Linked DNA regions of Homo sapiens: region 1 is linked to region 2. A link is a loop called in an ENCODE intact Hi-C map of the cell type or tissue named here. Cell type or tissue: body of pancreas. All regions are shown on one strand. Links, peaks and the distances in the headings refer to the core of each region. The heading gives the core; the rest is flanking DNA.

Region 1 (8,363 bases), core at 49-8,048, 57 kb before region 2:
CCCTTATTACTTCATGGCAGAATACAGTATTCCAAGTCTCCTACTGAGGAGTGAAGAAGTATCCTTGCATGACAGGGATCAGGACATTTGGGAGGCACCAGACGCAAGGCTCGTGGGGCTGCATGGGCCCGATCCACAGGTGAAGTATGATGAGGCTTCATTAAAAGTTCAAGGAGTTCTCCTTTCAATGCTTTTTCCTGTAACATCACTCTTCTATGGCCGCCGAATTCCCATCTTGGTATTTAAATTGCTCAGGTGGAGTTCCAGTCCTACTATTATCTAAATGTGAGCTTCCATCGGGGAAAGTGGTACATTACTTGCGAGAAAGCAGTAGGACACACCTGCTAGATGGATGGGGCCATAGCTTGCTCCACGTTCATTTGCTGTTCACTACACAACTATCGCATGGCTACTGAGCATTCATTACACATTTATTGAGCATCTATTGTGTGCAAATTGCTGTAAGAGATACAAAGCTGACTAGAATAGGGAACTGGGATTTGATAGGGCTTGATAATCCATTCAGCTCTAAAAATGAGTCCACATACTGCCCCAAAGAGCCAGGTCACTGTTTCAGATTAGGCTGCCAGTAGCCTGGCTGACTTTCCTTTCTGTTCTCTGGCTATGAGCAGATCTCACTCTGACTCACGTCTCTTTCACCTTATGATCTTTCCATTGTTCCCCTAAACCTATCAAAGATTTCATGACATACATGCCAAGATGACAACAAACAGGAACTAGTCTAAGCTGTGTACATTTCTTGATCTGGAAAATTCCTCTTTGAGTTCCCATCTTTAGGTCAGTTCTCTATCTACAACATAATATCATTCTTTAAGGGAAACCTACTTTTGTTTTGAGCCACCACTAGTTTCTCTTGTGTACCAAGGAGCTCTGAGACATGCTTTGCTTGGGAGCAGGATTTCTCCACTTGTGGTCTGCCCACTTCAGACCACTGAATCAGACTTGCTGGTAGGGCCCAGGAATCCGAATGTGAGTATGTGCGGGTAACTCTGAGGCTCACTAACAAGAGACCTACGGTCTAAGAAAAGTGAGGTGTTCTTCCACATGCCACGCTGTGCAGCAGTGTCCTGCCCTTCCCACAACACCCACTCAGTGCTCAGGGTCCTACCTGTCTGGTAGGACACCTGCCAAGAGACTGCTATGGAAGGCATTAGCCTGAATCCCCCTAGTTCTTCTGTCAACCTTCTTGTAAACAGGCTTCTCCTGGAGCTGGGCCTTCACTGATATCACGCTGTACACACTGGACCAACCACTGTACAACCTTACTCATGAGACCACTAAATATTTTGTACAAATATTACCTGGTCTCCTTGATGTATTCATCTATCATTATCTCTTAGGTCCAGATTCCAGAGCAAAAAGCAGATGGCTAGGCCCTGCCCCAGACCTACTGAATCAGGCTCTCCCGGGCTTATATATGCCTAGTTAACTAAGCTCTGATGCCGAAAGCACCCAAGGTCAGGGCCATGGCTTTGGGGCAACCCACAGACCATGCCTCTCAAGCTAATTGGATCCTTGTATTTTCACGATTAATGACAACCTGGAATATCTTTAATGCTTTCCACAAAGAGAAAATGAAAGGACATATCTGGACATAGTAGGGCATATCCTTTTACTTGTGGCCCTCGTCAACAGGAGACACTGCCATAGTCTCAGTGCCATATTTTAAGATGACGAGCTTTGGAGGTCCTCAGAAGAGGCTTTCGAATTGTGGGATCCTTACACTTAATAGATTCCTTATACTTTGCTGTTTTCGCAGTTTCCTTACTTGGACAACCTTTCCATTTTAAAGGGATCTCATTTTACAAGTTAACCATGAAGACTCCCTGCCCCCATATTTTCTGTATTCTCATATATACACATTTCCTTAATTCCACTTCTTAATCACTGGTGGGCAGTCTGTGAGCCCCTTAACTGGCACATAATGCTGAGCAGCCTTGTAATTGCAATGACCTCTTCTCATTAGCTATTTTTTTCTCACCATGGGCCTATTCATACATGCTCCTCCAACTACTTCTGTTAATAAAAACGTATTATTATTTTGTCATCTCCTTTACCCGTTATTTGGTAAAAATAAAATAAAAATGGCTACAAGGAAACAGGATGAAAAAAGAAATGGACCTTGACAATCTATAAAGGAAGCGAGCAGGGCTCAAGGATACCTGGTTTCCCCCCATAATACCTGGTTACACACATCCCCACCTACACCGCACTGCCTGGCAGATCCTGCTGTTTCCTGGTCCCCACATGCTCCCAGCTGCCCCACATCTCTTTTCCAGAGCCCCAGCCCTGACCTCTTTCTCCCCTAGTACCTGTCACCAGCAAGCACGACAGGAAGAGAACAGAGAGAAGAAACTGCACCGGCCCCTGGGTGCTCCAGCACCCGACTGACCTCCTGCCCTGCTCTGCCCCTACTGGGGCTGGGAGGTGGCAGAACAGTGAGGGATGGGGCACAGGAAGGGCAGATGGGGTTCAAGAAAACTCCCTCCTGCTCTAATGACTTGGCACACTTGCCAGGAACACAGCTCTTCTCACTTCCGCCTTCGTTTGTCACACTCACTGCCAACTCAAGAAGTGTCATCTCAACTTATCTCTCTTGGGACAGGGCCTCTAGTTCAATCCCTGGCCATTAGTGATGGCAGCAAAAACAAGAGAAAGAGGAAAAAAGGGACCTTCCCACACACCTGGGATGACACTGCCCTAGAACCACAACCAGCCCCTGACTCTGCTGCTCTCAATCCATCCTGGGATTTAATCCCTCCCGGGTCCTCAGCCCTCGCCTCTCCAACCCCTCACCCTCATGCCCACGTGGACTCCAAGTTAATTCTTCCATAGAAACAGTCTCAGTTTTCTTAACTATAAAATGGAAATGACAAGGGTACCTACCTCACACAGGGTTGCTGTGAGGAGTGAGGAAATGCATTCTAAAGGGCTTAATGTCGGATACTCACACAAGGTTTACATTAATTTAGTACCTGAGTTTTGGAACATTAAACAGTTTTCAAAAACTGACTCAGAAACACAGCTACCTTGTTGATTTTCCTTGGGGGTAAAAATGTCCCAAGGTCTCAGGGGCCAGCCGGGAAGGGCTCTGAGCACAAGGCCTTCCGAGCTCAGTACGGTGTAACTACCAGGGCCGGCGGTCGCCCACCAGGAGGCAGCACGCTGTCACCTCAGGCTACTGTGGGAGACCTGCTCTTACCTATCAGAAGCCAGTAATTCCTCAAGTAGTTGAGCTTGTTCTTGCTTTTGAGTCCGGGATCAAACTTGACGTCCGTGCTGGGCGTGATCACACACTCCCCCTTGTCCCCAATGGTGACGCCATCAGTCTGGGGCCCTTCCAGCAAAGGAAGTGTGCTGCCGCGGGGCTGTGGAGAGGGTGCAGTGAGGGTCAGGAGCCCTGGAGGGAGAGCGGGTCCCACGGCACACCATCCCAGCCACTGTCCTGAAAGGTGAGCAATTTCTAGTGCAGGGCTAGTCCAGGACAGAGCAAGACACAAAGGCCCAAAGTCTGGGCAAAGAAGCTTCTCCCTCAGGATGTGACAAGCTGCACTGATGTCTTTATGGACGTCTTTTTAGATTCTTATGTCTGGGTACTGGGGAACAAGAAGTGTGTGTGTAGAACTCCAAGAAGCTATTATGAGAAGCAGACATAAGTGAAGGAGAATGAATGGATATCTCTGTTAGTCACAATCTACGCAACCAATGGGGCGGAATAAAGTCCAGCCACACGCCCAGTGCTGGCTCAGGTGCTGCTGGAACTATGACAGAGGCAGGCGCTGTCTATTCACAGAAGCAGCCGCCCAAATCACTGGGAAGACAAGAGAGCCAACCACACAGCCCAAGCATTGTAGGGATCAGGACAAACAGCTAGGATTATGACGCCTTGGACTTTCAGAGACAGAATGCTTGAGGCAGGCTTGTGAGGCCCAAGGAGGCTCGGCGAGATTGCAAAAGCATGCAAAGGGTTTGAGTAGGGAAAAGGAAGAAGAAAGGGCATTTGAAGTGTGAGGTGAGGAGCAGCCTGAACAAAGGCCCCGGGGAAAGATGAACATGGGGCTTGTAGAAGTCAGGGAGAAGGTGCACATGGTTGGGCCACGCAACTCACATAGAGAAACTAACAGGGTGGAGGAAGGGCATCGTGGGACTGGATGAAGCAGGGCCATGAACACCAGCCTGGGGAGTTTAGATTTGATCACAAAAGCAAAAGGGAATAATCAGGGATTCCTCGGCTTTAAGAAGCTGTTTTTGTCATGTATCTTTCTTTCAAAGTAGAATGTGGCATGTGCAGAAACTGTTTTTGAGAACTTAAGATTTGTGTTTTTCATTCTTAACCTGCAGGATGCTCATGCATAGCAAAGTCATTCTTTGCTAAAATGGAACAGAAGTGGTTAGGCAGCTGCGAGCCCTCCGTAGTGGACTTACCACGACAGCAACCCCCTCGTGTACCATTGAGGGAGAGGCATAGAGGCTGGTAGAGTATTTCCCAACATACAGAGTGGGCCTAGGAGAAAAACAGATACATGCATTCCAGAGTCATTGAATTTCCAGATCCCACAGAAGGGAGTAATCATCACCCCAAATACCACCCGCAGGGATGACCACATTAACCCCCCAGACATGGAGGAACGCAGTAGGGGTGTGAAGCTAGGGGCACTGCCCTGGGAACAGGACCACAGGACTTCATCCCAGCTGTCACTCACTGCAGAAACATGGACAAGCCACCTAATGGCAAGCCTCAGCAAAATCGCAGGGCTGGACTAGACGATGCCCATGATGCCTGCAGAAAGGACTACGCCCAGTGGCCACAGAGGAGACTGAGTGCTTACTACCACCGCCGAGGCCCCTCAGATGACTCTCTACAACACACTTTCACTCCAGCGATCACTCCAGCGACCACCAGAACTACCCCCATTCTGCCTTGTGCTTTCTAAGGATCCTGGAGGTTTTACAGAACTCCTGAGAAATGGTCAGCTGCTCTACTCTGGATGCTGAGAGCAAAAGGGATGCATAAGAAATTCCAGACTTGGTGAGACTTCTGGTTCCCCAGCTGTGTAGTCTGTCCCCATGTGGGACATCAGGGAGACAGAAAATGGTGAGAGCTACACCTCCTGGCCCTTCTGCTTACTGTCAAGAGCCCACCTGGGATCGGTCATCCACTACATTATCTAAACCTCTCTCAACGAATACCTTACATTTGAATGCTGTTTTACAATCTAAACACTTGCCGGCATATTATCTTGTTTGATCTTCCACACAACTCTATATATAAAGTAGGAAACTGAGGCTTGGGGAGTTTAAGTGACTCGGTGATAGGCTATGAAGAGGGGGATGGAGAACAGAAGCCTGCTGAGTCTTGGACACACACACACACTGTAACTATTTTTTCTGATTTTTAAAATGAATATAACCTAAAAACTTAGAAAATATAGAAAGTTAAAAAAATAAATCTCTTGCATCCCTACCACCTAAGATAGATCCAAACTATACTTACACTGGCAGTCTCTTTCCTATACCTTTATTTGTGTGTGTGTGGTGGCAGGGGGAGGGTCTTGCCATGTTGCCCAGGTTGGCCTCAAACTCCTGTGCTCAAACAATCCTCCCACCTCAGCCTCTCAAGTAGCTGGAATTACAGGTGTATGCCATGGTGCCCGACACCTCCCATCCATGATTTTTATGTAATATTTAATAACTCTGAAGTGTTAATGGGTGCCCCTCAGCTCTTGTATTCTGAGGTTTCCAAATGAAACAGTCTTGGCTCTGAATATTCCTCATGGCTTCAGAGACTGCCCTGTCTTTGGCCTCCCGTGCAGGGCCTGCTACACTGCAACAGCACCAGAACACGAAGGCCACGGCCGCCCTCTCCTTCCCCGAGCTCCCAACTCACGTCAGCTTGCTCTTGGCCTCTGTCTCCTTGGGGAACGGGTACTTCCACTTTGTGATGCGCCCCACCTCCCCAGACATGAAGGTCAGATAGCGCAGGGTCTCCACAGCGACATTGATGTGCATCACCTTCCTCAGACCCTCCCGCTGCCAGACATAAAAGGCCACCACAGGGGAGGCGTAGTTTTGGATCCACAGGACGTCCCCAGATTCACTGTCCACAGTCACCACCAGCCCATCACCATTGGACACAAAGTGGGACATCTCTGTACAGATCAAATAAACAAAGCATGCTGAGTCTCACCCCATCTTGCAACCACATCCTCTACTCTTGTGGCAGGCTCTAGTCACTCAGTTAGAGGAAACAAGACTTCTGGAATATTCTCAGATCTCCTCTGAGCAATTTCACTTGTTTCCAATGAACTCGCTTAGTCTCTGTAATATCAAGACACTGAGAGCTGGCTGGCGTATAAACACAAGCCAGGATCACTCTCCCAAAGGCAATTTATTTGGTGATGTTCTTTAACACTCTATTCAATAAGTGAGAGTAAATACTGAGGAGGAAGGAGCCAGTGGAGATGCCTATTAATCTGGCATTTCATAGCAGTCACTTGAAACCCATCGATCAAACTGAAAGTCAGGGACAGCTGTGGTGGCTCATGTCTATAAGCCCAAGAATTTGGGAGGCTGAGGTAGGAAGATCACTTGAGTCCAGGACTTCAAGACCAGCCTGGGCAACATAGTGAGACCCCCGTCTCTACAAAAAAAAAAAAAAAAAAAAATTAGCCAGGTAGGTGGGGGAGTGGCGGTACGTGCCTGTGGTCCCAGCTACTCAGTAGGCTGAGGTGGGAAGATCGCTTGAGCCTAGGAGTTTCAGGCTGCAGTGAGCCCTGACTGCACTCCTGCACACATCCTGGGGAACAGAGGGAGAACTTGCCTCAAAAAAAAAAACAACAAAAAAACACCCTGAAAGTCAGACCTGAACCACTGACACTGTCCCATCAGATTCACAAAGGAGTCCTCAGAGAAAAACGAAAATATTCTAGGTCCTTGACAAGAAAAAGCAGAGTCCAACTTTGATACCAATGTTAAGGTGGCAAATTGGTTTTTAGTTTTCATTTGAGTTGGGTGAATGTTAACTGCAGAAATAACTAGGGATGAGTCACATTTGCAGAGTGGCCTTCTTGACAGGGTTGTTAATGTCCTATGCTGATTTTACTTCTACTTTCCATGGGCTTGCAGTAAATTCCTTCTGTGACATAGAAAGACTCAACGAGGGATGTCCTCCTTCCTCTCTGGCTAAGCTTGTCACCATTTTACTTCGGTTTCCCTTCAGACTTCACCAAGGCCCCTGCACATTGACTGTGGGAAGTATTTATGATAAGCCCATGAAAAGTCCATGGAAAGAAAGAACCTGGTGACAAAGAGTATCTTAAAAGAAAATCCTACTTTCTGGAGCCACTGTTTCCACATAGGTCAAAAGTACTGGCCCAAGCTTGTGAAATCCAGCAGAGAGCACTTACTGTAGTCCACGTCGTCCTCAGGCAGTGAGGCCGCATAGTCAAAGTAGGTGGCATTCCACCGGAGCTCTCGGGTTTTGGTGTCGTACATGGTGATGGTGTATTCTAAAGAACACAGACCAGCCAGCCCATTACCACGGAGGGGCCATAGTACCTACTGAGGTGTGGTCCTTATCTAATTATAACAAACAAATCCTCCCTAAACTGTAGGCCAAAAAGTCCAGACTATCCATGTCGATAGAGAAAGGCAATGTGAGGAGAACTGAAGGCCCAGACACATGAGTGAAACTGGCTGACAGCATGTGGAAGCAGAGACGACCCACCCTCGCTATGCCCTTGGACTCATGGCTCACAGAAGTGTAAGCAATAGAATGTTGTTGTTAGCCATTAAGCTTCGGGGTGCCTTATTACATAGCAATGGATTGCTGACAATTAAAAATTGGCACCTTGAAGCAGGATGGCGCCATAACAAACACCTAAAACATGTGGCATTGACTTTAGGACCAGCTGGCAGGTGGAGGCTGGGAGGCTGATAAAAAGGTTGGTGGAGACTTGCTAGTGCAGAGGGGGCACTGCTATTGAAAATGGAAAAGGGGTGACCCAGCTTGTGGAGGGTGCCATGATGAGCATGACTATTGCTTGCAGTAACTTGGAAGACAGAAAAAGTACCTAATCAACTCAGGGATCCAACTAAGGAGATTTCCAGACAGAAGGCAGAAAATGTTGAATGGTTTCTCTTAGCTGTCTATGATATATTGTGAGACAAATGAGCTGAGGAAGAAATCATTCAGCAGAATACAGAGGAACTATAAAGGGTCCAGGACTGAATATCGCTGGAAAAGATTCTCAATATAAAAAATAACTTTAGGGAAAAGATCAAATCCAGGGTACTGCCAGCAACAAAAAATGGGCTCAGGGTAAAGATCAACCAAATCAAAG
Region 2 (8,363 bases), core at 159-8,158:
TCAGGATTTTCAGACATACCTGAGGACTATCAACACCAGTCCTCCAGAAGATTAGACAAGAAACAAACAGGAGCACCAACCTGTACATTACCCCAACACTAAGTGACGTGGTGCTATTTGGAGTGCAGGAAGGGATCTAGTCTACGAGAGTACAGTGGTCAGGGAAGGCCCTAGGCCCTATACAAGACAGGTGAGCGAGAGCCGATGAAACCACACCACGGTGTGTGGCAACTTACGAGGCCTCCATCTCCCTTGCTCTGCTCTATGTTTCTCCCCTGCAACCCCTGCAGAATTTTATCACCTTATCACATTCTATATAATGTATTTACCATGCTGTTGTCTATCCCAACCAACTAGGTAGAAGTTCCATGAGGGCGGGGGTCTTTGTTTTGTTCATGTTTCCCAAGCATCTCAAACAGTGCTTGGCATAAAATATGTACTCAAAAAGTTGATAAATAAATGGATGAACAGATGAAATTCACTACATTCAAGAGCTAGGAAGCTGGGAGGCTCAAAGCAAAGCAGCCCTCCCATCTTCTACCTCCCCGTATGAGGCTGCACCAGAAAAAGAGGCGGCTGGGGGACTAGTCGCTTTCACCTAAATGGTGATCCTAATTTGGGAAGACATTTGGAAACAGGCCCACCAAAGAGATTTTCTGGTTCCGTTGCTTTGTTTTACAGATGAGGAAGCAGAGGGGGAAATAACTCATTTGCCCAAAGTTGCACAGCTAGCTAGTACAGAACCTCCGGACTCTCACTTGCTGAAAGAATGCATACAATTTCATCATATGGGGCAAACACACATATAGAAACAAGATACTGGCCCTATGATTACATTTAAAAACAGCTAAAATGATTTTACATTTAAAAACAGCTAAATGCCTATCTGCTCAAGGAGTGCAGAACTGGTCTGCCACTTGGGATTTCCTTTAAGCATTAAGTTAAATTAGGAAACAGCCCTGGTGCTGGAGTCCACACAGCGCTTTCAGGCCAGGTGCCAAGCCCCATTCCAAGGTTGTATTCAAAGAGCGGGCTCCCAATTCTACTGACATTTGTCAACTTGGTTCCAGCAGAGTTTTGGATTTGGTCCAGCCCACTCAATGTGATGCTTGAAAGCAAGTGTCCTCCTGTTTCTAAACCAGCTAATAAAGATCCTCTGAGAAACAACTGAGATGGGTCCGGGAGCTGAGACAACTGACTGGTCCTCTCCTGTGTTCTACAGTTGGGCTTGTCAGCTCGGCACCTGCTATAAAAACCCTTCGAGGGAACTCTGCCTGACTCAGGCAATGAGGCTAATAGCCAGCTCTCACATGAAAAGGGGAAGGGAGTGTCACAGCCTGCACCCTCCCACCATTTGCTTCCAAAACATATGTTCCCACCCTGATAGGAAAGTTCCTGTTGGTTCACAAGCTTCTTCTTGTGCTTTAACTAACTCACTCCTTCTACAAATCCCTTCTCCTCACTCGCAATGGCTATTTCATTTTTGTTATGGAAGGTTCTTTTAAAACCATGAAGATGATTTTACCCATCAGGATACTGTGAAGGAGCCTGGAAAACAACATTGTTTTGATTTCTTAAGCCTCTTAATATATGGAAAAGGCAATAAACAAATATATAAATAAATAAACAAGCATAAGTCGGGTAACTTTAAATAAACATTTAAACATCTTACAATTCAGTAACTAAATATGTTTTAATATAAGGCCTATTAGTTAAAGCTGATAAAAGCAATTTCAACAGTTTGTATTCAAAGGAAAAAATCCATTAAATTACCTGCTCTTTAAAAGTTGAATGATATAGTACAGTAGAGAAAATGTAATATTAGGTTCCTTTTTTTCTAGGTTTTTTTTTTTTTTTTTTTTTTTTTTTTTGAGATTGAGTTTCACTCTTGTTCCCCAGGCTGGAGTGCAGTGGTGGGATCTTGGCTCACTGCAACCTCTGCCTCCTGGGTTCAAGCAATTCTCCTGCCTCAGCCTCCCAAGCAGCTGGGATTACAGGCACGCGCCACCACGCCTGGCTAATTTTTGTCATTTTTTTAGTAGAGACGGGGTTTCACCATGTTGGCCAGGCTGATCTCCAACTCCTGACCTCAGATGATCCGCCCGTCTCAGCCTCCCAAAGTGCTGGGATTACAGGCATGAGCCACCACGCCTAGAACTAGAAATAAAGTTAGAACTTTATTTCTAGTTCTAACACTAACTAGCGGACTCTATCAATCCTAACCTCTCTGTAAAATGAGCCAAATGCTGTGTCTAGTCTGGTCCCGTGCTCTGTGACGTGACTGGGAATTTGGAGATGCATTTGTTCTTTCCAGGATTAAGGTACAAAAATTACTTGAAGGCCTCATCCTGGCTGCACATCAGAGTCACTTGGGCCTTAAAACATTTTTTGCTGGTTTATTTGGTAGAGATGGGGTCTTTCATTGTTGCCCAGTCTGGTCTCAAACTCCTGACTTCAAGTGATCCTCTTGTCTTGGCCTCCCAAAGTGCTGGGATTACAGGTGTAAGCCACTGAGCCTGGCCTTAAACATTTTTTTTTTAAAAAAGAAAAGATGCCGGCCCCCACTCCCAGAGATTCCAATTTCATTCACATAGGATGGGGCCCCAGCACAGCGTTTTTAAAAAGCTCCCCAGGTGACTGAGTCATGGCTGGGAAGCACCGCCTCAAGTAACACATTCCTAGCCACAGTTGTGGCCCCCTGTACAGGTGATTCTCTCACTCCTAGTGGCCCCTCAGGAGTCATGGGCCATTTGCTTTAAGAGAAGAGAGATCTGATTTACCTTGGTCAACAAACTTCTCTGACTCAACTGGAGATCAATGACAATGTCAGGTTCTAGGGATGTGACAGCACTGTTTGTTCAGAGAATGTACAGAAAAATTCGGTTTCCATGACAGACACTCCTGCAGCCCAGACAAACAATTATTCCTTCATCTGACAGAGAGGGGGGAAATAATCCACTGGAGAATGGGATGGTTTTGAATTATAATTATAAATTAGTCTACTAACAAAGGAAGTCATGTTTAATACATGAGAGGACAACTCTGGGCCAAGGTTCATTTTTTTAACAGTGAAACATCATGCTGAGTGAAAAATGAAACTGACATGAAATAATCACAAACTGTTTACCTCATGGAGTTTGGCAATGGAAAAATTAATCTCATTACTGATAAGAAGAGCCCACCAAAAGAACACTACACACTATGGGTCACGTCCACCCAAGCAAATATCCTGAAAGCTCCTCTAGTTCTGTAGAAAGACACACAACTGGTGCAATCCCATTAAAGAATATAAAATATAGCTGAAGCAATACCTCCCACCCCCATCCACAACCCACTTGCTTGATGATATAATACAGCCCCTTTATTGGTCTTAATGAGTCTCAAAGAAGAATTCAATAAATATTTGCTGAGTGCCCCCTACAGTGGGTATAACCAGCATGCCACGTTAAATGCCACAGAGGATGCAACCATCAGCAAGCCAGGGTCCCTGCCTTCTCGGATGAACCAGCAAGGGAAGTGAGACACACTCCCAGGGGCACCTTCCTTCCCCCCTTGCTCCTTCCTTCCCTCATTAGTCTCCTCTGAGAGCTACCTAAGCTAACTTGAATCCCTCCATTGTGGTTTAAGAGCCAGAGTCACAGCCACTGTCTCTCTCCTGTCATCACAGACCTGCTCCCTGGTGCCAGAACTGCTTGGCAGGTGGCGCCTCTGCAAAGGCAAACACCCAGAACCAGCACGGTAATGCAAGAGTTCTATCTTTTCAGGACTTCTTGGTGAAGGCTGTGACTGAGCTAGAGAAGAGCGGCTTGGGTTAAAGGCCTCTAAGGAAAGAACTTTCAGTTTTGTTCTTTCAGACATATGACTAGGCGAGATGTTACTGAAAACATGCACCTGCTTGGATATTATTAGACTCCAAGCAAAGAAATTAGCTTAAACTGTGAATTAGGCTTAGCAGGCAATTTTTTGTTGTTGTTGTTGAGACGGAGTCTCTGTTGCCCAGGCTGGAGTGCAATGGCAGGATCTCAGCTCACTGCAACCTCCGCCTCCCAGGTTCAAGCGATTCTTCTGCCTCAGCCTCATGAGTAGCTGGGATTACAGGTGCCCGCCACCATGCCTGGCTAATTTTTGTATTTTTGTAGAGATGGGGTTTCACCATGTTGGCCAGGCTGGTCTTGAACTCCTGACCTTATGATCCGCCCGCCTCAGCTTCCTGAAGTGCTGGAATTACAGGCGTGAGCCACTGTGCCCAGCCGAGCAGGCTTTTAATCCCTACTCTCTCCATGATTGCTGGATTTGACTCTACAGTTGAAAATGGCCAATTTCCTTGATGGAGACTCTCAGGTGAAGGCAGCATTCCCATCTCAAAATGGCATCTTCGCACAACTGCAACAAAGGGTAGAAGGCCATGATTCTTAACGGAGGAAAAATAACATTATCTGGGTATTTTCCTGAAGCTTACAAGAAAGCCTACTGGCCTAGACCTTCTCTAGATCCTTCTCTCATGGCCACATAGTTTGGTCAGCTCCTCAGGGTATGACTGAGGGTAGCCAGACTGGTTTGTCCCAACATACGCACCAGAACATAAGCACTGCAGGGGCTTCTCTTCAAAGGGAGGTAGGAGGATCAAGTTTAAGGTTTGGTTCTGCCACTCACACATGACCCTGGACAGGTTACCAGCCCTTGCTGGTTGCCTTTTCCCATCTGTCTGCTCTGGAAGACAGAGCAGGGTAGTAATTTTTCTCAGCTTGGGAGAGGAGGGTAATGCCTGAGAGAGGGTGCCCCAAACACCACCCTCCTAGGTTCTGATGTGCTCATACTGTTACTGAGGGATGTGCGCCATATTTCTTATGTGCAGCTGGAAGGGGAAAAAATTGAGACTCATTGGACTACATGGCCGAGAGCCCATCAAGCAGTCTAATGCACTCTGATTCCAGTTATCTTGGGAGGCTACACATCTATTCATACATGCTTCTAGGGCTCAAAATATTTCTGGAATTCTTTGGAAATTCCCTTCAAAGAATATACTTTTGAATCCCCTAAATGGTAAAAATCCTGTTCACTTTAGGATGGATTTCATTTTAATAAATAGCTGAAAACCAAATCCAAGTGTCCTCAATAAATTGTGTGATCAAACTGGGTAATAACAATTTTGATCAAAAGTGTAGTGTGAATCATGTAAAAGTCCTATTAAGCAAAGACTGGAAGGAATTGGAGAATGTTTTAACTTGTATAAGGATAACTGGCTTAAGAGTAAATATTTGTTTTCAAAGGTTCGTTTTTGTTTTAAAGTTGAATTATTAAATGGGTTAGATAAGTTGTTAAATTTAACTGGAAATTTTTTTAAGACTGATTTCAATAACCCGTAAATTCACGCCAAAGGGTGATTATTTTGAAAGGGACATTTTTTTTGGAAGAATAAATTTGCAGGAAAAGCAAAACAAAACAAAAAATAAAACACCACAGATATTACATTTTATTTTTAATTTTTTGTTCCCTTTTTTTTTCCAGGTAGATAATCCCAGCAAAAGGTAGTACTTTATTATCAAGTGGTACTTAAATATTCCTAGGAAAAACAGCCACATGTTTTAAGAACTGCAGCCTCCAAAAGGGACAATCAATGTATCAACTCTGATTTATGAAGTCTTAAGGCAAAAGTTTTAAATGGCCTCACAACCGACCATACAAAGAATCTTATCTGTAGGAGGCGGGCCACCCTCAAAACCAGAGAATTATCCCGAGGTATTTCAGGGTGCTCATGGGTGCCACATCTCCTAGAAAGTTGATCTGAAACCACTGCAAACTAAAGGACCCCACAAATGAGTCATTTAACAAATCCAAATAAAACATTTTCTCAATAGCTTTTAGGTACAAAGGGTATCATCCAGAGACTGCCTTGGTTTATTTACATCTTCAAAATATAAACAAAATGTAAACATTCTATTTTCATCCAACTTTTAAAGTCTACGCTCCTAAAAGAAAGTGGCCACTGATAAAAGAAAATAGCATACTTTAAACCGCCTATCATAAAAACAATTTAAGGTTAGTTTTGTTTTTAAAACACTCAACATTGCTTAGGGCTGGGGGAGAGGGCTGTAAAATACTACATACAATCAGCAAATTTCAATTCTAGGAATCTATCTCCAGGAAATAACTAAGCACTTAAAACTCATTCAAGAGTTTAGCAACAAGAAAGTTCATTACATTGTTATAATTTTTATAATGAAAATAAAAACATATCTGTGTAGTGAAAAAATAAAAAAAAATAAAAACAGCCTCAATATCTAAATGATTGAGTGGTCAAATTATGGTACATCCATTCCATTCAGAGAAATACTACGCAGCCAATTAAGAATAATGTTGCAGAATTAAGCTGATTGACATAGATCTATATGTTCCAGTGTGGGGAAGAAAAGTATTACCTGTAAATATGTGCACAGAAAAAGCATCTGAAAGAACATATGTCAAGATATTAGATTAGTTATTAGAGAAATGCAAATCAAAGCTATAATGAGTTACCACTCCACATCCACCAGGATGGCTAAGATTAAAAAGATAGGTAATAACGAGTATCAGTGAGGGTATAAGAGACACTGTAACCCTCCTTCCTACATTGCAGGTGGGAATGTAAAATAGTGCAGCTGCCTTGGAAAACAGTCAGACAGTTCCTTGAAAGGTTAAACAAAGAGTTACCATATGACCCAACAATCTCTTTCCTAGATATATGCCCAAGAAGAGTGAAAATAAATGTCCACGCAAAAATTTGTACACAAATGTTCATGGCAGAATTATTAATAGTCCCAAAGCAGAAACAATCCAAATGTCCCTCAATGGATGGATGATATGGTTTGGCTCTGTGTCCCCACCCAAATCTCATCTTGTAGCTCCCACTATTCCCATGTGCTGTTGGAGGGACCCCGTGGGAGACAACTGAATCATGGGGATGGGTCTTTCCCGTGCTGTTCTTGTGATAGTGAATAAGTCTCACGAGATTTGATGGTATTAAAAATGGGAAGCTCCCTGCACAAGCTCTCTCTTTCCCTGCTGCCATCAACGTAAGATGTGACTTGCTCCTCCTTACCTTTTTTCATGATTGTGAGGCCTCCCCAGCCACGTGGAACTGTAAGTCCATTAAACCTACTTCTTTTGTAAATTGCCCAGTCTCGGGTATGTCTTTATCAGCAGCATGAAAATGGACTAATACAATGGATAAATAAAATGTGGTATATTCATATAATGGAATATTATTCAGCAATAAAAAGGAACAAAGTACTGACACATGTTATTATACAACATGGATGAACCTTGAGAACATGATGCTAAGTTAAAGAGGCCAGTTACAAAAGACCACATAATGTATGATTCCATTTATATAAGAGGTCCAGAATAGGCAAATTTATAGACAGAAAGTAGATTTGTGGTTGCCAAGGACTAGGAGGTTTGGGGGGAAACGGTGTGTAACAGCTAATAGGTATGAAGTTTATTTCTGGGATGATGAAAATGTTCTAAAATGGACTGTGGTGATGACTGCAGAATTCTGTCAATATACTAAAACCCACCGAATTGTACACTTTAAATGGGTGAATTGTGATGATAGGTGAATTATATCTCAATAAAATTGTTTAAAATCTTCATAGAGGTAATGTTTGGAAAATAAGATAATAGAAGGCTTGTTTTTTATTTTTTAATTTAGGCTTATCTATCCTTTCTAACTTTTCTACAATGAATATGATTACTTTGAGATAATGCCTCAAAAAAAAATATCTTCCCCTGTTATCATACAGAAAGCACCAAACATAAAATAATTGAAAAAATGAAAATACCCCTTTCTTTATGATCCCTATGGCCACAGCAAGATGACTGGCAGGCAAAGCTCGGCTTATTACCACATCAACCCTGATCAGTTATAACCCCAGTCCCCAACCCACGGCTGGGCACAGAAGCTCAATGTTTTTTGTTTTTTGTTTTTCTTTTTGAGACAGAGTCTCGCTCTGTTGCCAAGGCTGCAGTGCAGTGGTGTGATCTCAGCTCACTGCAACCTCTACCTCCCAGGTTCAAGCGATTCTCCTGCCTCGGCCTCCCGAGTAGCTGGGATTACAGGTGCATGCCACCTTGCCCAGCTAATTTTTGTATTTTTAGTACAGACGGAGTTTTGCCATGTTGGCCAGGCTGCTCTCGAACGCCTGACCTCAAGTGATTCACCCGCCTTGGCCTCCTAAAGTGCTGGGATTACAGGCGCAAACCACCAAGCCCGGCTGAGAAGCTCAATGTTTTTTTACATGGATGATGGTTTACTAAGGTGCTACTAAAGTGACAAATGTGATGGTGTACTCAGAACATTTTCTACCGGGTTACAGAAGATGTTC

The links. Peaks named below come from ENCODE experiments on the same cell type or tissue, not always from the same donor. Only the 100,000 strongest peaks of a DNase experiment are listed, where the experiment ranks them.
Region 1: a loop joins it to region 2, with 2.2 times the contacts of the local background. A loop is called at or near these places in 79 of 110 quality-filtered maps.

The regions. Positions count from the first base shown.
Region 1 is chr17:64,060,763-64,069,125 of GRCh38, forward strand. It overlaps ERN1 (endoplasmic reticulum to nucleus signaling 1), which reads right to left. Exons shown (of 22, transcript NM_001433.5): 7 at 7,428-7,529; 8 at 5,909-6,170; 9 at 4,447-4,525; 10 at 3,224-3,389. Among named protein-coding and RNA genes, the nearest start is that of ICAM2, 44 kb to the left of the region's middle. RefSeq lists enhancers at 2,252-2,321, 3,332-3,381. In body of pancreas, for the core only: a CTCF peak has its summit at 3,180 (motif pointing right); DNase peaks (open chromatin) are centred at 3,189 and 3,779; H3K27ac peaks cover 4,012 bases.
Region 2 is chr17:64,117,535-64,125,897 of GRCh38, forward strand. The region is part of intron 1 of ERN1 (endoplasmic reticulum to nucleus signaling 1); the gene reads right to left. Among named protein-coding and RNA genes, the nearest start is that of ERN1, 8.4 kb to the right of the region's middle. RefSeq lists enhancers at 3,504-3,563, 3,794-3,933. In body of pancreas, for the core only: no CTCF peak of the experiment used is centred there; DNase peaks (open chromatin) are centred at 1,007, 1,267 and 3,707; H3K27ac peaks cover 4,266 bases.